Linked DNA regions of Mus musculus: region 2 is linked to region 1. A link is a loop called in an ENCODE intact Hi-C map of the cell type or tissue named here. Cell type or tissue: heart. All regions are shown on one strand. Links, peaks and the distances in the headings refer to the core of each region. The heading gives the core; the rest is flanking DNA.

Region 1 (10,359 bases), core at 1,845-6,844:
TAGCATTAGTTTCCAAGTTGCCTAGAACCGGAGCCTAGCTCCACTCTCTAGGCTAATCACCAACAAAACCAGTGTTTCCAGGTTACACCCTCAATAAGACCAGCCCCTCCAGGTTATTCCCCCAACAAACCTGCACCCCAGGTTACAAGTCCACCCCTGCCTATCGACCACCAGTGCAGAGGGGAACAGAAGTTTATGATCTGACTCCCAGCTCCAGCCAATTATGGTAAAGGCCGCAGCAGCTTTCCAATTAGATGCTTGCACATGTACTCCCTGCTTGCTGCTTACTATAAAGTTTGCCCTGATAGACATTCGAGGCTCCACCACCACCAAAACTGTCCTTCCTGACAGTGTTGTGTTGCAGGGGCCCGAGCTAGCTCGAATAGAATGAAGACCCTGCTGTGAGCTGCATCAGATTGGCTCCTGTCTATGTTTTGGGACATCACTGACATTTCCCTGGCACTACACTGTCACCTGTGTCTGCTTCAGCAAAACATGACTTCACACATCTGCTTCATCAACAAAACATCCTTTCACCTGTGTCTGCTTCAGGACACCATTCTTTCCTGTCGTCTTTAGCAAATCATCCTTTCACCTGTGGGCCCAGCAAAGCATCATTTGACGTAACCGACTTTCCAAAGAAACCAGAAGTTTCCGCTTCAGGGCCCGGTGAGTGGGATGTTGTGTCTACATTAGGAATGTTTGCAAAAGGGAGTGGGCCAGAGGGATGGCTGACTGAGTTTGATCCTTAGGACCTACACGGTGGAAGGAGAGAACTGACTCCCGCAAGTTGTCCTCTGACCTCCACACGCACACACACCCATGCATGCAACGTAAATAAAAACACAGTATAACTAGTAAAAAAAAAATCAATAAAAGAAGGAGAGCAAGTCTCACCAAAAAATTCGGGGGCGGTCATGTCAGTGAGGCTTCTGGGGGACCCAGTGGTCCAGGGCCTGTCAAGATCTTGCCTCTGAGAGGAGAGGCAGGTGGCCAAATGTGTTACATGACCTTCGTTAAAGAAAAAGGCAAAGGGTGAGACTTCATGGGACTTGAGATTTGGGGTTCAGTACACACCACATCCACCTGTGCCCCTGAAGCCATTTCTATGAACTCTATAACAATGTGACTTGAGGAGTCTTGGGGAAGAGAGGCCCCAAGCAGGTGCTGGCAGCGGAGGATGCTGCCCAGACACGCGAGCAGGAGTGAGACGAGGCCATGGCACAGAGAGATGCTGGGTGGACAAGCTCCAATACTAGATTCGTGGTACTACAGACCCTCCGGGTGCTGTATTAAACCATGGCAGTGACTTGGCTCACACTGGACACGATGGGGGCCAAATGCCTGACTGTGGGACACCACGAGACCTCAGCAACCAGAACTGACCAGAGAGTATCTGACCTTCTCATAAAACCGGACACACATGCTGGCACTCTAGGATTAAACAGCAACTGCGACGTCAGGTCTGGACAAGCCCAGAAAGCACAGGAAACTGCACGAGCAGCTGCTTCAAATTCTCCTGGGGCCACACTCACTGCTGCAGCGATTCTCTCCGGCTCACACCTGAGTGTGTGTGTGTGTGTGTGTGTGTGTGTGAGGGGGCAGCATTATGTATATGCACATGTACTTAGGTGCCTGAGGCTAGAAAACAGTGTCAACATCCCTGGGGTTGGGGGTACCGGTATGGGTGCTGTGAACCAACCTCTCTGGTCTTCTGCAAGAAAAGGAAGAACACTTAATTGAGCCATATCTATAACATCCTCCTGCCCAGCGTGCAGAACCCTTGGTGATGGGGGCTGGAGAGATGGCGCAGTGGCTATGAGCACTGACTTCAGAGGTCTTGCTCTGGCCCATAGGTTCTTTATTTGTTTCTGATTATGGACGGTTGTGAGCCACCATGTGGTTGCCGGCTTTTAAACTTATGACCTCCGGAAGAACAGTCAGTGCTCTTAGCCACTGAGCCCTCTCACCAGCCCAAAAAATAATTCTTAAAACAAAACAAAACAACTTGGTGATTATATTAATTACAAAGGTATTTCAGACGATATTCAGGCTAATCTCCCTACCTTTTAAAAAACTTTCTGTGTGTCTGTGTGTCCGTATTAAATATGGGTGTGTGCAAGGAGGCCAGAGGCTCACACTGGGTGGTTTCCTTATCACCTTTTTATCACCTTCAAATTTTATGCTTCTTTTTTAATTAAAAAAAAAAAAGATTTATCTTTATTTGATGTTCATTGGTGTTTTGCCTGCATCTATGTCTGATGGAACCCCTGGACCTGGAGTTACAGACAGTTGTGAGCTGCTATGTGGGCTCTGGGAATTGAACCCTGGTCCTCTTGAAGAGCAGCCAGTGGTCTTAACTGCGGAGCCATCTCTGCAGTCCCTTAAAGCTTATCTTCATATTGATATTTATTCAGATTTTTAAAATTATAGTTAGTACATCCTTGTGTGTGCGTGCACATGCATGCCACAGGACACATTTCCTGATCTTCCTGTCTTGACCTCCCTTCAGCGAGATTACAGTAGCACACTTCTGGGCCAGCTCTTCGTGTGGATGCTGGGCTCTGGAACACAACAGAGGACTACTTGTTAGGAAATCAGTTCTCAATGGGGGTGACCTTAGCTGTGACTCACAGCACTGGGGACATGGAACCTGAAGAGGCCACTTCCTGTAGCCAGGCAGGAACCCCAGTGGAGCGATAGGGACACCAACCCACCCACAAAACTTTCAACCCACAATTTACAAGAACTGCAGGGAGGGGGGATGGAGCGGAGACTGAGGGAACGGCCAACCAGTCACTGGCCCAACTTGAGACCCATCCCATGGGCAAGCACCAATCCCTGACACTATTAATGATCCTCTGTTATACTTGTAGACAGGAGCCTAGCACGGCTGTCCTTTGAGAGCCCCCCCCACCCCCACCCCAGCAGCTGACTCAGATGGATGCAGAGACCACAGCCAAACAGTGGATGGAGCTCAGGGACTCCTTTGGAAGAATCGGTAGAAGGATTAGGTCCCCCAAGGGGACTGAAATTCCACAGGAAGACCAACACAGTCAACTAACCTGGACCCCTGGGGCTCTCAGAGACTGAACTACCAAAGAGCACACACATACACACACAGGCTGGACCTAGGCCTCCCTGCTCATATGTAGCAGATGTGCAGTTTGGTCTTCATGTGGGTCCTGAACAACTGAAGTGCGGGCAATCCCAAAAGCTGTTGCCTGTACGTAGGTAGGTAGATATGTTCTAGCTGGGCTGCCTGGTCTGGCCTCAGTGGGAGAGGATGAACCTAGCCTCACAGAGATGTGCCAGGGTGGGGGTATGCCCAGGGGGCCCCCACCTGCTAAAGAGGAGAAGGAGAGGGAGGACAGGGATAGGGTTGTGGAATTGGGGGTGGGGGTGGGGGACAGTGAGCAGAATGTAAAGTGAATAAATAAAAAGAAAGAAAATCAAATTTCTTCTTCCACCATGTGAGCCCCATGGATCAAACTCAAGCCATCAGGCTTGGTGACAAATGCCCTTACCACTAAGCCGTCACCAGTATTCTGCTTTTCGTTATTAGTTAGATTCTCACCATTCTTCACTATTAGGGTCTCACTCTGGCTGTCCTAGAACTCACTGTGTAGACCAGGCTGGCCTTACACTCAGGTCCTCCTGCCTCTGCCTCCCAAGTGCTGGGGTTAAGGGTGAGCCCCACCGCATCTCGCTCCCCCATGTCCACTTTCTGGGAGAGGGACTCTTGCTGAGCAGAGCTTGCTGACTCGGCTGAAATGGCTGCCTAGCAAGGCCCCGGGCGGGCTCCTGCCGTCATCTCTGCCTCCCCGGCACTGAGCCTACAGCAGCACCCCCCTAGGTCAGCTCTCACTGAATGCTGGGCCTCTGAACCCAAGCACGCACACTAACTAGTCAGGAGGCTTTAAAAGGAGAGGGCTCCGCAGGTGAAGCGCCTGCTGTTGCAAGTGTTAGGCCCTGAGCTCTGCTTTTAGTCCCTCGATTTGTGGTCATGCTGGATTCTGTATGTGGTTTCCCCAAAAGGCAGGAAGAGGGTCAAGGGCATCGGCTACAGGACAATCTGGTTGGGTTATCAGAAGGAAACTAAGCCCTCCTATTCAACGGGGACAGGCAGAAAGACGGGTTGGAATCAGGCAAGAATTATTTTATTGTATGTATATGTAAATGCCTGTATGCAGTTATGTGCATGTGTGTGCAGTGGTTAACCACTGAGCCATCCCAGTCAGGAAAATCTGAATGAAAATTCTAACCCACAGGGAGCAGTGCCATTATCTGTGGCCACAGCCATGGTGGGACAACACCTTCCAGAGGCACAGCCTTCACCCTTTCAGCTCTAAAGCTTTTTATTATTGCTATCTTTGAGATAGAGCGCCCATGGAACCCCCAGGTTGGCCCCAAAGAACCCTCCTACTTCTGCCTCCGAGGGGGACTGGGCAGAAGCCCTGTGCTCTTGCTGAGGAGTAGGGGTCACTGGTCCTCATCCAACATTGCCCATACCCTTTGAGTGTTCCAGCTGTTTCCTGCTGGGACATCAATACAGGAATGCACAGTGTGGTTCTCGCCTATAATTCTTTTGCCATGGCCCAATTCAGATATCCTAAGACAAGTCAGCTCTGAGTCCAGGTCCCAGGCTGGGCAGAGCCTCTTAGACAGTACTGAGACTTCACTGCCCTCTGGTGGTCTGGTACTGGAATTGCACCTCAGTTCCCATCTCTTCTTTATACAGGGACCCCTTCTTCCAACAGGGAAGTCTCTAATTCCCAGGTGAGGACACAGCTTAGAGACTTTGTACTGCCCTTAGACCCCCAACCATAAACTACAAGGTTTGTCCTTCCCTCCTACGTTACTGAGTCAGACACGCTGGCTCATTAAACATCGACCTAATTAAGGAAAATGGAGGAATTCCAAAGGAGGGATGTCCCATAGTGGGCTTTCTCAGGCCTGCACGTGTTAGGACTGTTATATTTGGATGTATCTGATCCCTTCTCCGACTGGCCTCTGCAGGTGGCAGTTGGGCATGCCATAGTCAGGAGTCTTCCTGACAGCACCTGCCTACTATGCTCACCATTCACAAACTAGGGGTTTTCCGACTGTGTGACCACCGAGGCTTTTTAGCACCAAGCTGCGGCCCCAGCACATGGAGAGACATATCACAGTGTAACTCCAGCATCTGCACACTGGACCACACAGCAGCTGGTGGTAACAATGTTTCTGTTTCAGTCTTTGAGTTGAGTTCCTCTGACGCCCTCCTTCCTGAAGTCCCCCAGGCCCAGGAAGCAGCCCTGGACTCTTATCAAAAACTCACATTGATTTATTAGAATATGAAAAAGGTTCAGTTTCCTTTGTACAGGCGGCAGAGCGGCAGCAGCTGCGGTGGCTTTGTACATGGTTGTCGATGTCACCCTGCCTGGCAACTCCTGCCCAAAACAGCACTTGCATGGAGAGGAGACAGCTGGGCCATGCACCCATGGCCCCATCCCCTGGGAGGGACCCTCTGACTATTATTGCACGATCCTGGGGAGGGAGTGCCCAGGGGTTGGGCAGATACCCATGGGCTTGGCCCCAGCCATGGTGGCGGTAGGGAGTGTGTGCCTGTGAGCAAAGGCCTCTAGGGGGTCCAGTACTTTCTACTCTACAGAATGCAGGAAAGAGAGTGGTCCAGATAAGGGGTGGTGGTAGAACTGGCCAACAGAAGTAAAAGCAGGCCCAAGAGCAAAGGAGGTACCAGGAGGCCCCCTGCTGGTGAGCTTGAGTCATGACAGGTTGGGCCACATCAGAATCGGTGCTGTGGGCAAGGGCCCCCAGCAGCAGAGGTTCCATTTAAGGGACGGTGTTAGACACGAGGAAGGACGAGGGGGAAAGGGCAGAGCTCTGACTGGCATGGGGGACTCAAAGGGTCTGAAAACAAGAGTGCCTCTGTGCAAACAGAATCATACTTACAGTGAGGTGCAAATAAGCCAAGTGTAAGTAGAGGACACTTTCCAGCGCCTCGGACAGTCCCTCCCGTGTAAGCCCCACTAAGGCCCAGTGGTCCTCATCACCCCAATCATGTCACTGTCGAATGTGCCCCAGCGCCCAGCAGAGAAGCTCAGAGACGCCCTCAGCCCGCAGCTCTGAGTAAGGACAGCTCGGGTGGTGGCCAGAGCACCGAGGCTAGCGGGAGAACCGTGGCGCTGCCGTGGGCAGCTCTGCTATGGGTCACGGGTCTGTTTCCCAGCCACAGGCCTGCTGTCCTCTGATACAGGGGCCCAGTCACGGCCACGGAAGGCTCAGCTCCCTCCTTTCCTGCTGGGACCACAGTGGAGCCAGTGGCTCTTTGGTTAGAAATGATGATCAAGGATGGAGAGTTGGTCTGGATGAGGAGGGGCTGGAGGGAAGGAGGGCCTTGAGGAGCCCTGGTTCCACTATGGGAGAGCCTGGATCTAGAGATGGGGCGGGGCCTGCCTCAGCAGCCCAGCCGTCCGCCAAATGGATGGATTGGGAAGGCAGTTCTGTAGGAGAGGACCCTTCCCAGGAGGCAGGGGCAAGCCGTGCTGCAGTGGGGGCTGTGGGCCCAGCTGCCATGCGGAGGAAGGGGGCAGAGCCAATCCAGGTCAGGAGACAAGAGGAGCGCCCAGCCCCCACTCTCGTGGGAGAGTCTGTGGGACACCCACTAGCCTGGCTCTACTGTCCTTTGGGGATGAAAGGCTCTCCCTCCCCAGGCTCAGGGTGGGGGCCTGGGTCACTGAGGCAGCGTTGTATTCTCTGGGAGCTGGGGCTGTCACTTGATCCAGGGGTGAAGACGTCGTCGGTGCCTGGGGATGAGGGCTCCTTGCTCCGAATCATGATGATGCCGTCCTCATCTTCCTCCTCCTCCTCCGGAGTCACCCTGGGACCCCGGTTTAGCCCTAGGACCTTGCCCTTCAACTCCTCGTTCACCAGGTCCACAGACTCAGGGGACTGTGGGGAGGCCGGGTCAATGGTGATGACAGGCAGGTCTGCCTTGGGTTCATAGGCCAGTGGGTCTGTGGATTGAGAGCATAGACAGGTTCTGTCCCTGAGCCCTGATGGGATGGCCACACCTCAACAGCCCTCAGCCTGTGCTAGTGTCCCTCAGACCTTCCAATGAAGGCAATCATGTCTCTGGGATCCACAGTTTCCTGAGTGACCGCTCTGTTACCAGATGCTCTTCCCCCTGGACAAGGACTCCCACTGCCTCTCCATCCCTGCCATGGTGCTCTGTGTCACAGCTCCATCACAGTCCCCATCCTGAACCCAGGCAGTCCCTTTGTGCCCGGGTTTGACAGGTAGGCTATGCTGCCCTCTCTGTTAACACACCCAGCCCTCTAGATACAAATGAAGCTCCTGGGGAAAAACTAACTTCCCGTTGCCTCTCTGAGGCCTGTCCCGCCTGAGGGCCCTTCTTTAGCTCTTTACCTGAGCCTATGCGGGCCCGAGACAGGGTGGGCGAGTCCAGCTTGTGGGCCGGTACTGTCAGGTAGTTGGTGATCTGACAGAGAGAGAGGACAGGTTGAGTGGACGGTGGGCTGGCAGAAGTCCTCTGCCAGACACGCAGGCAGCAGGCTCTCACTGAGAGTGTGCTGGCCACCCACACCGGCGCTTCAGGGCCTTCCAGGGCCTTGTCCCAGGCTCCCAGAAAGCCGTGCTAGCTTTCTGAGAATCTCAGACACATCGATTCTTCTCTAGCTTTGCCTCCACCCCACACCTGATCCCCAAGGTTTCAGATTAAAACAAAAATAGAACAATAACAATAAAAACAAAAACCAACCCAGGCAGCATACCTAAGTCCTGTGCACCCTGGGTGTCGCAAACCCAGCGCACCGAGACTGAGCTCAGCGCCTTGCTTTTCAGCACACGGTGCTCCTTCTTGGCCACGCTGGACCTCTACCTCCCCAGTGGCCCCACTTCAAACTGGTAACCCAGTCACCACGTCTTACTAGTGTCCCTTCCTGTGTCCCTCACGCTCACTCCTTTCTCTTTCCCCGACAGTCACTCCTCTAGGATAAAGCCCAAACTCTTACCCCGTTAACAAACCTCCCTGTCTGTTTCTAAAGTAGCTCGGTGCGTGCCCGAAGAGGAGCTGGACAGAGCCCGGCAACGCACCTTCTGCTCCAGCTGCCGGGCCTTCTGCCTCCGGAGCAGCATCTGGTTCCAGGCTTCCTCGTAGGGGTCGGCCACCAGCGTGTGTCTGTTATAGGACCGCAGCTGAGGGGGGAACAGCCATCAGAGCAGGAGAGGGCTCAGAATCCAGGCTGGGAGGCCAGAGCCAGAGAGGCTCTGGCGGTGTGGGAGGCAGGAGAAGGGCGGAGGAGGTGCCGAGGGTGCACACAGGAGAGAAGCTAAGGAGGGCCAGGCTGAGACGGGACCTCACCCGTTGCCGGGTTTTCTGCAGATTGCTCCTCAAGATTTTGCGGATCTCTTCCTCCTTGTCCTTGGACAGTGCTGGCAAGATGCGGTCTGAAGTCACAGCCTTGGGGTGGATGTTCCTGGGACAACAGAACACAGGTTAGGTCTCTCTTTGACAGCACAAGGCCATGCTGGGGTCAAAAGCCCAGGGGTGGGTTGCCAATGTCCCAAGTCCTTAGAATGGCCGCAAGGACCTCAAGCCCAACTTGACCAGCTAGGCAACAGCGTAGCCCTGGAGTCCATCTCAGGCTAGGCTGAGGGAGCTAGCATGGGGTAGAGATGCTGCCCAGATCTGCCAGTGGTACTCACTGCATAGAGACAGTGGAGACAGCAGATGGGATCTTGCCCATGCCTCCGCTCTCCACCAGCTCAATGGCCTGCTTCATCTCCATCTTGTGGTAGAAGGCAATGAGCTGGGGCTCTTTGGAGCGCTCTCCTGCTATCAGGCACTTCTTCACATACTTCTTATTAAAACGGTTGAGCCTGTGGGACGAGGGAGACGGAGGGGGCTAGTTCCTAGGCACGAGGACGTTCCCCAAGGACCCTTAAATGTCCTTCCCACCCTCCTGCCCACCAGACCTTCACCTACTTGTCCTTCCAGTGATGGTGGCCATAATGACCACAGATGTCCTCGATGCCTGTCAGAAGGTGGTCCAGGAACTGAAATGGGCCCAGGGCCAGGTCAAGCCTTACTGCTGGCCTCCTTCCCCACTCCACCCACCTTTTCCCCAACTATGGCTCCGCTTAGCCTGCCCCCTACAGTTCCAGGAAGAGCCAGGAGGTGGCGCCTTCCCGTTACTCCTCCTGAAGCCCAGGCCACACTCTGGTGAGTCCCCTTCTCAGAACCCACTTGAACCTAATGACAGAGCCTCCTGGGCTCCCAAGCGCTCACACCACACTGTCCCTTCAGCTAGAGCCTGGAAGGGGGCCCAAGGGGCCAAGACAACCTGGCACTGAGATAAGGGAAGGCGGGCTTAAGGCCCAGCTCTGCCTCGGCTCCACAAACCTCTGCAACCCAAGGCCCAGCCCAGCCCCCGGTACCTGTGTGTGGATCTCCTCGTTGATGGAGCGCTTTGTTTCTTGCTTTTTCTTCACGGCCAACAGGTCGACCAGGGGCCGAATGGTCATGCCCTGGAGGGCAGGTGGGTGTCAGACAATCTGGTTCTGCTCTCCTGACAGAGAGGTGGAGGAACCACCCTTCTCCTCGAAGGCCCCCCACCCCCAGGCAAGGAGGGTCTCCCCTTTGAGGTTCTCAGTCTCCCTACCTCAGCATGCAAAGCAAGGCAGGCCTTTAAAGGCCACTTCTTCCTGATAGGTCAGCCAGTGGACCAAGCCTCACTGCTGGGGTCAGGCCCTGTAGACGGAGCCCCTCTGCCCTGCCTCCGTCAGACTCTCCACGATTGACTAGTATCTGTGCCTCAGTATCTGCACTATCCCTGAGAGATGCTCCCAGCCTCACTGCTGGGGTCAGGCCCTGTAGACGGAGCCCCTCTGCCCTGCCTCCGTCAGACTCTCCACGATTGACTAGTATCTGTGCCTCAGTATCTGCACTATCCCTGAGAGATGCTCCCATTTTACAGCTGTGGAAACTGAGTGGCAGCGGGGCTGAGTGATTCCCTATGGCCCCACAGAAGCAGCAGACCCCGAGTCAGGCTGGCTGGGTCACCGTGATGGTACTGTCACCCATGGAACACCCACAGCAAAGCTGAGGGGAAGCAGGGTTTCTGAGGATAGCGCAGGAGGGCATGGAGGAGCTCTCTCCTGCAAAAGGACAGGAACTGCACCCCCTTCCAAGAGGTCTCCCCATGTCTTTTCTCATGAGAAGGCAGAGGTGTGTCGCACCTCACACCATGAGTGCTTGTGCCCAGGGTGGGAGGTAGAGGATGGGAGAGAAACAGAGGCCCAACAGCCTCTCACCTGCTCTGGGCCAGTCAGCCG
Region 2 (10,359 bases), core at 3,544-8,543, 89 kb before region 1:
TGTGACGTAAAATAAAAATGGAAAACCTCATCTCTCAAAAGAGGAGAGATTAATGTCCTTCTAACCCTCTACGGAGGTATGGGGGTTGGGGGTGGAGCTCCGTGTTTAGCAAAAGCCTGGGAAGACACACTCTTGGCATTCTCTAACTTGGCAGCGTTCGAAGGCATCGCAAGGATGCCTCAAGGTCTGATGGCCCCAGGATTCTCTGATTTCTCACTGCCTTCGCCTTTCCGACAGTCCCCACAAAACACAGAGACAGACGGACAGACAGACAGACTCGGGGGCTCTCCATGGGCCCTCCTCCCTGTGTCCCCAGGACGAGCCGGCTGCAGCAGCCTCTGTCCAGGCAAACGTATGGTCAGCGAGCCGCGCTCAGCTCTGCTCAGCTCGGGCGCAGGGTACTGTGCACCCCCCTGGCACAGCCCCAGCCACTGTCTCATCTGCAAGCAGGAGCCGCGCGCGTCCAGGCGGCAGGGCTCGCGTTGCCGTCGGGGCGCGCACCGCCTCGCTTGCCACCAGCGCCGTGGCCCGCGACTCCCGACGCTGTTCCACGCACGGTGCTGGGTCCTAGCACCCCAGGGGCCTCTCGGCCCGCCCAGCCCAGCCCAGCCCTGCGCCCGTTCGGGCCGCTCCGGCCGGGCCCCGCGCACCCCGGAAGTGGACGTCGGGGCCCGAGGAGCAGGGCCCGCGCCCCGCCGCCGTCCAGGCGCGGCCTCCAGGGTCACCCACCCGGGGCTGCACCGCCCCGCGCCCCCGCGGACCCGCGCCGGCCTTACCTGCCCAGCCAGGTGAGCCGCCTCCGCTCGGCCCTTCCCCCGCCCCCCTCGGCACTCACCTGGGTCGCAGGTAAGCGTCTCGCGGGAGCGCGGCACGGGGCGCCGCTGGGGACACACTTCCTGCCTCCGCCGAGCGCCGCCGCGCACCTGGCCGAGGCCCCGCCCAGCTCCGGCCCAGCCAGGAGAGTGAGGCCCTGAGAGGGGCCATCATCGGGCAACAGTGCTTAGGTCCCCTCTCTGCTCTATAGTCCAGTGTCCTGGAAGTATCGGAGAGCCCATGGGGCGCCTACCGGGCCGCAAAGCTCCTACTTAAAGGGCATGCATGCCTCCTGGGAAGCCGTCCGGGCCCCTGAGTCCCTAGCTCTGTCATGTGGAACAGTTCTCTGGACTCTTTATTATAGTTCCCAGCAGACTGTTGCTTTCCTGTCTTTTGTCTCCTCCTTTTAGCCTCTGACCTTGAGGGTAAGGTCTGGTCTTGTTTCCCTAGTACAGCGCCTGGCACATACCAACTGCTTAGTAAATATTCTTCACTGTTTGAATAGCTAGGCAATGATCTCTTGTCTATCTATCTGTCTGTCTACATATTCACTTATTTAGGTTTCTCTTTTTTTACATTAAATGTTTTTATATGTATGAATGTCTTGCCTGCTTGTACATCCATGCACCACTTGCGTGCCTTGTGCCCACAGGTAAGGGAGCAGAGGAGGGCATGGGATGCCCTGGAACTGGAGTTACAGAGGGTTGTGAGCTGTTATGTGAGCACTTGAGAGTCGAACTGGGGACCTTGGAACTTTGAAGAGCAGCCAGTGCTCTCTGAGGCAGAACTCTCTCTTCAGCTCCTCTTACCTAGGTCTTCCAATACAAGATCCTGGGAAGACCAGCCATATCCTGTCCTGCTTCGAGTCAAGATCAGCCTAGATCAGGTATGTTCCCAGGGGTGCAGCCGTAGATTGTTCAAGTTTTCTGAGACAAAGTCTCATGTACCCCAGGCTGGCCTCTAGCTCCCTATGTAGCCAAGGCTGCCCTTGAAGACTTGCTCCTCTTATCTATGGAGTGCTGGGATCACAGGCATGCGCCTCCACAGCCAACATAGTCCCTGATGTCTTTCTTGCTCTTTTTGAACTGTTTGACATGGGAGCAAGTCACTTTCCATTTTCCAGTGTCCCCTCTGTAGATATAGACCTCTCTAGCCAGATGTGGTGGCACATGCCTTTAATCCCAGCTCTTTGGAGGCAGTAAGGTGGACCTCTGTGAGTTCCAGGCCAGCCTGGTCTACAGAGTGAGTTCCAGGATTGGCAGGACTATGTAGAGAGACCCCATCTCAAAAAAACAAACAAACAAACAAAAAAAACCATGAGGGGCATGGTGGCACACACCTTTAATCCCAGCACTTGGGAGGCAGAGGCAGGCAGATTTCTGAGTTTGAGGCCAGCCTGGTCTACAAAGTGAGTTCCAGGACAGCCAGGGATACACAGAGAAACCCTGTCTCAAAAAAAACCAATAAATAAATAAATAAGTAAATAAATAAGTAAACAAACAAACAATTTTAAAAGGTACCTCTGTCAACTGGGGAGGACAAAGAAGGTCACACATGGAAATGACAGGTTTGGGAGAGATCCCTGTGGCAAGTTCCCAGCAAAGGCCCAGTGGCAGAACTTCCCACAGTCTATCACACTTCCTTCTGGGGCAAGGATGGACAAGGGGTACACCATATTCCCCTTTGGAATTCAGAAAATGAGCCACCTTGTGTACAGTGGCACTTCTGCAAACTCTAAGCCTAGCAAGGCCTGTTCTAGGGCACATTCGTGAGACGCTCTTGCAATGCCGTGTACGGGACTGGTAGAGACCCGTTCAGCCAGGTGTGCACACCTTTAATCCTGGCACTCAGGAGGCAGAGACAAATGGATCTCTGTGAGTTCGAGGTCAGGCTGGTCTACAGGATGAGTTCCTGGACAGCCATGGCTACCCAGAGATACCCTGTTTCAAAAACCGAAGGAAAAAAAGAGAGAAAGAAAAGAAACTCTTCAGCAAGGTGTGCTGCCACCGTCTGTCATCCCAGCACTTGGACGGTGGAGGCAGGAAGATCAGGAGTTCAAAGCCATCCTGGGCTATAGGAGACTGAAAAGCCAAACCAACCAACCAACCAACCAACCAAGAACAATTGTTCATGATGGCCTCAAAAAGGAAATACAAACACCACTGACAGGAGATACAGAAGTGCAGAAAGTTCAAGCACTTTATAGAGCGTAGGAAACAAATGGAGGCCGGAAGTATGGCTTACTGTGCTAGTGGAACACAGTACGAAAGGCCAGTCCAGGAGTTCATATGATAGGGGTCCTTCTCATGTAGTCCAAAAACCAACCAGAATTGCTATGTGTTTAGGCACAATATTAGGCTGAATCATACAACATTGCTGTTATTTGGGCTACTTTGATCTAAAAATAAAAAAGTAGCAAGTTCATTTTCTCCAGCCTATTTCATAAAACAAAAAACAAGACTCAGTGGGGCAGATGAGATGGTTCAGTGGGTGATGGTGCTTGCAGCCTGATGTCCTGAGTTCCAATCACTGAAGGAGAGAGCCATAGAAGTTGTCCTTGGACTGCCACAAGAGCTTCATGGCATAGCCCCTAAATGAATAAATCAATGGGTGAGTGAGTTTTAGTGGTGGTGGCTTAAACCTTTTAAGTTGTTTTTAATTTTGTGTCTCTTGTGAATGCAGGTGCCCACTGAAGCCAGATGTGTTAGAATCCCCTGGAGCTGGAGGTACGGGCAATGGTGAGCTGCCTGATGTGGGTGCTGGGAATCAAACTCAGGTCCTCTGGAAGAACAGTGTATGCTCTTAGTTCAGCTATCTCTCCAGTCACTGCTGTTGTTCGGAGACAGGGTCTTGCTATGTAATCCTGGCTATCCTCAAACACTCAGAGACCTACCTGCCTCTGCCTCCCAAGTATTGGGATTCAAAGTGGACATCACCACACCCAGGTAAATCAATATTTTTTCAAATGAGAATGATAACTGAGTAGGGGGCACATACCTATAATCCCAATACTCAGGAGGCTAAGGCAGGAGGATCATGGGTTTATGGTCAGTCTCAGCTATTTAGTGAGATTCTGTCTCAGACAAGCAGGGTGTGATCTCATTTCACCCACAGAGTGTTTGTTTTGTTTTCCTGTTGTTGTGATTTAAACAACACAAAGCAGGGGACTGAGAAAAGCAACTTGTGAGAGAAAGGGTTTATTTTGGCTTAAAGTTCCAGGGTTTGGCCCATCATAGTGAAGCTATGGAAGCAGCCTGAGACAGGTGGTCACATCATAGCCACCAGAAGCAGAGAGCAATGAATGCACGGTCAGGGTCCCAGCCAGGGAATGGGGTCGCCCTTGGTGGACGACAGGTCTTCCCATGTCAGTTAACCTGACCTCTAGCTGGTCTCTCACAGTCTCCTAGGCGATTCTAGATCTTATCGAACTGACAATTGAGATTAACTATCACAAGTGTTCATTGTTCATTGTGACATTTTTCACCATTACCAGACAACCCAAGAGTTCAATGAGAGATGACTGGGTAAGCAATATATATATATAAATATTGTTTAGCCATAAAAAGGAAGACATTTTTTGTTTTACACCATGTCACACCATAGACGAACCTTGCAGACATGTATGTTAAGTGAAATAAGGCATATAAGAAAGGAAAAAGACTGCATGTTTTCACAAATAGGAAATATTACTGTCTGTGTATATAGCTTAGTGGTAGAGTGTCTGTCCTTGGTGCATCAGGCCCTAACTTCAATCCCCAGTACTGCCTAAAATAAAATGAGTATGTAACATATTAAGACTAGTTAAATTCACAGAGGCAAAAAGAGTGGACTCAGTGCTAGACTGGAGATCATGGATAGCCATGGCTTCCTAGGTACACAGTTCTTGTTGGAGTGATGAAAACATTTTTGAAAAGAGGTTGTATAGTACTATAAATGGAGTTATTGCAGTTAAAGTGATACTTCAAAGTGTTTTAAGGGGCCAGGGTGATGGATCAGGGTGACAGCACTTGTTGCACAAGCCTGAGTGCTTTAGTTCAAATCTCCTCTTCTGGCCTCTGTGTGCACACAGGCCTGTTTCCTAGGTGATATAGTTCTACACTCCAGCACGCTACACACACACACACACACACACACACATGCACACCACACTACACACACAAACACACACACATACACACATGCACACCACACACACACATGTACACCACACTACACACACACATGCACACCACACTACACACACAAACACGCACACATACACACATGCACACCACACACACACACACACACACACACACACACACACACGACAAAATAACTTAAAAGCCGGGTATGCAGAAAGCTGGGGACAGGGATTTCAAGTCTGAGGGCAGACTTGAATCTCTAGCTCCATGGTGAGTTTGAATCCAGCCTGAGCTATGCAATGGGACCCTGTGCCAAAAAACATAAAAAAATGAGAATAAACAAACAAAAATAAAATAATAAGTACAATTTTTGTTTTTTTTTGTTTTTTAAAGATTTATTTATGCATAAGTACACTGTAGCTGACTTCAGATGCACCAGAAGAGGGCATCAGATCCCATTACAGATGGTTGTGAGCCACCATGTGGTTGCTGGGATTTGAACTCAGGACCTTCAGAAGAACATTCAGTGCTCTTACCCTCTGAGCCATCTCAGTCCTTGTTTTGTTTTTTGAGACAAGGTTTCTCTGTGTAGCTCTGTCTGTCCTGAAACTTGCTCTGTAGACCAGTCCCGAGTGCTGTGATTAAAGGTGTGCACCCCACCCCACAATGCCCAGCCAAGAATATGCTCAATTTTCACTTCTCGTTAAAGCAAACAAAACAAAAGATGGCATTCTGAAAGCACAACAGAGTAGCTCACTGGCCTAGAGTCCAAGAAGACAGAGAGGGGAACAGGTTTCTGGGGTGAAGGATCCAGGTTAACACCCCTTCTCCTTGAGTGGTTTTTACAAGTTTGTTTGTTTGTTTGTTTGTTTGTTTGTTTGTTTGTTTGTTTGTTTAGGAGACAGAATCTTATATAACCCAGGCTGGCCTCAAACTCTCTAATTGCCTGAAGATGACATTGAACCCCTGGTTCCCCTCCCTCCCCTCCAGCCCCAAGACCTGCCTGATTTATCCTGTGCTGGGATAGAAACTAGGACTTCATGCATGCCGGTGAGCACTCTACCAATCGAGCTACATCCCTAACAGAAAACATTTTTCTGTTTTAGTTAAAAGCTTTTTTTTTTCTTCTTCTGGTATTAGCGCTAAAACTCGGGGCCTTGCACATGGTAGGTAAGCGTTCTACACTCCAGCACTGAAATGGCTTTTCTTCTTTCTCCAAGCCCAGAGCATGCTGGGGACACCCTCTACCCACCGGGTCACTCCTGTCCCGTGTCACAGCCTGGCCCTGGCTTTGTAAGCAGTACCTCTTGACCTTATGCCCGATAGCTTTGACATCAGTCCTCTGTTTTTGCCATTGTTGCTCTGCTATGTTTGATTATACTTTTCCAGTCACCTTCTCTGGTCTCTACTTCAGGCTTCTGGGTCCGTGGTCTTCTGCAAGAAGAGAGGTGTATCAAAGATCATCTAGATCTTTGACGCCTGCAACTGGATGGACAGAGAGCTTGGGGGTGTAACGATGTTAAATTAACTTAGGTTGGACCTGTTGGGTTTCAGGGTCGTGAAGCAGTCACACACATTACAACTGTACACACGGATGGCTGTTTTGAAACTGACACACAGCCACTTTGGGGCTCAGGGGACTGTAGATGGGCGCCATAATCAGGTTCTGTTAGCCTCACTGCATCCTTCGCTTGAGGGCTGCCTGCCTTGGTGTATTCTCCCATAGGAGCACTAGGGGGCAGCACACAACAGTGGAAATGCCCAGAGTTGGCTCACGGACTCTGAGTTGGCATTCTGGGTGCGCACCAATCCACACGCTGTGTGAATATAGACTTTGAACTAATGTACTTTTCATAGAAGAGGGGCTCAGCTTCGGCTAAGATAGCACTTTTTTTTTTACAGGATGAACTCGGAAGCCAGAGGCTTTGGACTGTGCACAACTCTATTACTTACTGGGTTTGTGAATTTGGTTAGGCCACAGAACCTTTCCGTGCCTCTGAAATATCTGTAAAGTAGTGGGTGGCGGCACAGGAGCCTTTCCCTGATCACGGCTTCATTTTCTTTCTTTTTTTTTAATTAATTTCTTTTTTTTAAAGATTTATTTATTTATTTATTATATGTAAGTACACTGTAGCTGTCTTCAGACACTCCAGAAGAGGGAGTCAGATCTCGTGATTGGATGGTTGTGAGCCACCATGTGGTTGCTGGAATTTGAACTCCTGACCTTTGGAAGAGCAGTCGGGTGCTCTTACCCACTGAGCCATCTCACCAACCCCCACGGCTTCATTTTCTACAGTTTCAGTTACCGGTGGCCAACTATGGCATTACAGAGACATTTCAGAAACAAAGACCAGTGTAGTGCCTTACACTTGAATCCCAGAATATCCATCCAAGAGGCAGAAGCAGGCAGATTGCTGCCAGGTTGAGCCCAGTCTGGTCTTCATCATTCCCGATCAGGCAGGGTTAAATAATGAGAAGTGTCCCAGAAAATAAAACACACACACACACACAGTCAAAACAAACAAAACCAAAATAAATTCTAGAAATAAACATTCCATGAGTTGTATTTTATTTTATATATACTTTTTTTAAATGTTGGGACTGGAGCGATGATTCTGTGGTTCAGAGCACTGGTTGCTCTTGCAGAGGATTGGGGTTCAGTTCTCAGCACCCCACATGGCAGCTTACAAATATTCATAACTCCAATTCCAGGGAACTTGGTACCTTATTTTAACCTTCACAGGCACAATGCATACATGTGGAACAAATACATACATACGTGTGGGCAAAACATGCATACACATAAAACTAAATAAATAGTTTTAAGGGCTGCAGAGATGGTTTAGTAGTTACGGGCACTGGCTGCTGTTTCAGAGGACCCATGTTTAATTCCCAGGGCCCACATGACTGTTCACAACTGTAACTCCAAAGCCTTCTTCTGGCCTCTGTTGGGCATCTGTACACAGATGTACATGTATGTAAGCAAAACACCAAACACCTAAATAAAATCTAAAAAATAAAAAACATTTTTAAAGATTTTTTGTTGTTGTTGTTGTTTTTGAGACAGGGTTTCTCTGTGTAGCCCTGGCTGTCCTGGAACTCACTTTGTAGACCAGGCTGGCCTCAAACTCAGAAATCTGCCTGCCTCTGTCTCCCGAGTGCTGGGATCAAAGGTATGCGCCACCACGCCGGGCTTTAGAGATTTTTTTTTAATTAAATTGTGTGTGTGTGTGTGCGTGTGCATGTGTGAATGCAGGTGTCTGTGGAGTCTAGAAGAGAGCACTGCATACACTAGAACCTGACTTACCGCTGGTTTTGAGTCGCTAACCAGCATAGGTGCTGGGAACTGAGCTCTAGTTCTCTGCAAGGGCACTACCTCCCCTCAACCACGGAGCCATCTCTCCAGTCAATCCATACGTTTAAGTTAGGTGCTGTTTCCAGTAGCATGCTGAGGTGTGTCCCACCCTCTGCTTTGTGCTGGCCCTTCGGCCCTGTGTGTATGCTGCCCTCTCCTGAGTCACCGAGCAGCCGCTCAGATCAACTGTCCCCACCCTGCAGAGCTTGTGCTGAAGTAGTTAGTTCTTCTTTTACTTACTTGCAAGGTAGAAGCAGGGCAGTGCAGTCCATCCAGGCAGGCCAGGCAGAAGCTGCCAAGGAAAAAGGTCTGTTCTCGCTAGCCTGCATAACAGACACACAATCCAGGTATTTTATTCACAAGCTGTAAGCCCAGATTGGGCAGATTGGAGCTATTCTGACTTACATCTCAGCCATATGCTCCTAGTTACTTGCTGTTTCTCCTGGCCGTGTGCTCACGGTCCATCTCCTCTCATGGTGGCTTCCTCCTCTCTTCCCCATCTCTCCACCTCTCTACTTGTGACCCCCACCATCCAGTAACTGAAAACCCACCTACCTCTCACTATCTATTGCCCAATCACAGACTTTAGCCTTTTATTGGCCAATTAACTTGGGGAGCAAGGTTACATAGCATCACTTGGTATACATGAGGATCTCCTCCCTCACTGGGGGCAACCAGATCTTGGGGTCTGGCCAGTATTTAGCACTTGAATACAGAGCAGCAGCAGACCAACCACAACAAAGGTGAGAGTTCTAAAGAAGAAAAATGAAAACTGGGGATGGTGGTATACATTTGTAGTTTCAACACTAGGGAAGCTGAGGCAGGTGGATCTCCGAGACTTTGAGGCCAGCCTGGTCTACAAAGTGAGTTCCAGGTCAGCCAGGGCTTCAGAGGGAGACCCTGTCCCATCATCTTTCCGCCACAAAAAAAGATGTGAGTGTGCTGCTTCCTGCTCCAGATGCCATGCCTGCCGTGTTCTGCCATGCTTGACTATGGCTGTGGACTTGCCCTGCAACTCCTTACTCTAGAATAGAGTCTCCCTGCCATGAGTGGCTTTTGGTCAAGGTGTCTTATCACAGAAGTGGCTAATACAACCTTCCTTTGCAGATACAAGGTTTCGCATATCCCGGGCTGACCTTCAAGGTCACTGTGCAGCTGAGAATGACCTTGACCTTCTGAGCTGCTTCCCTCCATCTCTAGAGTGCTGGGATTACAAGTGTGTACGTGGACTCCTGGTCTATATAGTTGCTAGGGATCAAATTGGTTGGCTTACATTTTTTCAAAACCTACTTTAAAAACAATTGTTTATTGTATATATGTGTACACTATTATCTATGAGAAAATGTAGCTGTCTTCAGACACACCAGAAGAGGGCATCAGACCCCATTATAGATGGCTGTGTGCCACCATGTGGTTGCTGGGAATTAAACTCTGGACCTCTTGGAAGAGCAGTCAGTGCTCTTAACTGCTGAGCCATCTTTCCAGCCCCCAGCTCTGATTTTCCTCTGACACACTCCGCTTTCCATCCGTTCTGAAGGTTCAAATTCATGCTTCGTGCTTGCATGAGGAGTGTTTTATCCACTGAACTGTCTCCCTGGCCTCAGTCCTGCTTTCTTAATAATCTTGTAACCGGGGGCTGGAGAGATGGCTCAACGGTTAAGATCACTGACTGCTCTTCCGAAGGTCCTGAGTTCAAATCCCAGCAACCACATGATGGCTCACAACCATCCGTAATGAGATCTGACGCCCTCTTCTGGTGTGTCTGAAGACAGCTACAGTGTACTTAGATATAATAATAAATCTTTAAAAAAATGCACACACCTAAGTACAGTGTACTTAGATATAATAATAAATCTTTTTAAAAAAATGCACACACCTACAGTCCCCGCACTTGGGAGGTAGAGACAGTCAGATTGCTGGGAATTTGAGGTCTGCCTGGTTTACAGAGTAAATTCTAGGCAGCCAGGGCTACAGAATAGGACCCTGCATAATTAAAAATAACAAAACAACAAAAAGACAAAACAAAAGAAAGGAAAGAAGGAAGGGGGAGAGAGAGAGAGGGAGAGA

Evidence for each region. Peaks named below come from ENCODE experiments on the same cell type or tissue, not always from the same donor. Only the 100,000 strongest peaks of a DNase experiment are listed, where the experiment ranks them.
Region 2: it touches region 1 in a loop (8-fold over the local background); 14 of 42 quality-filtered maps call a loop at or near these places.

What each region holds. Positions count from the first base shown.
Region 1 is chr4:133,418,647-133,429,005 of GRCm38, reverse strand. Slc9a1 (solute carrier family 9 (sodium/hydrogen exchanger), member 1) reads right to left here. Exons shown (of 12, transcript NM_016981.3): 6 at 9,463-9,552; 7 at 9,011-9,081; 8 at 8,731-8,904; 9 at 8,387-8,501; 10 at 8,119-8,220; 11 at 7,432-7,504; 12 at 5,304-7,019. The coding sequence ends at 6,679. Among named protein-coding and RNA genes, the nearest start is that of 1700091J24Rik, 11 kb to the left of the region's middle. In heart, for the core only: CTCF peaks have their summits at 4,695 (motif pointing left), 5,553 and 5,755 (motif pointing left); DNase peaks (open chromatin) are centred at 4,695, 5,675, 6,245 and 6,825; H3K27ac peaks cover 333 bases.
Region 2 is chr4:133,509,529-133,519,887 of GRCm38, reverse strand. Gm42323 (predicted gene, 42323) reads left to right here and starts at 30. Exons shown (of 3, transcript NM_001378703.1): 1 at 30-788; 2 at 1,627-1,699; 3 at 5,836-7,014. The coding sequence starts at 79. The coding sequence ends at 5,964. Kdf1 (keratinocyte differentiation factor 1) reads right to left here and starts at 925. Exons shown (of 4, transcript NM_133707.2): 1 at 836-925. In heart, for the core only: a CTCF peak has its summit at 6,666 (motif pointing right); a DNase peak (open chromatin) is centred at 6,687.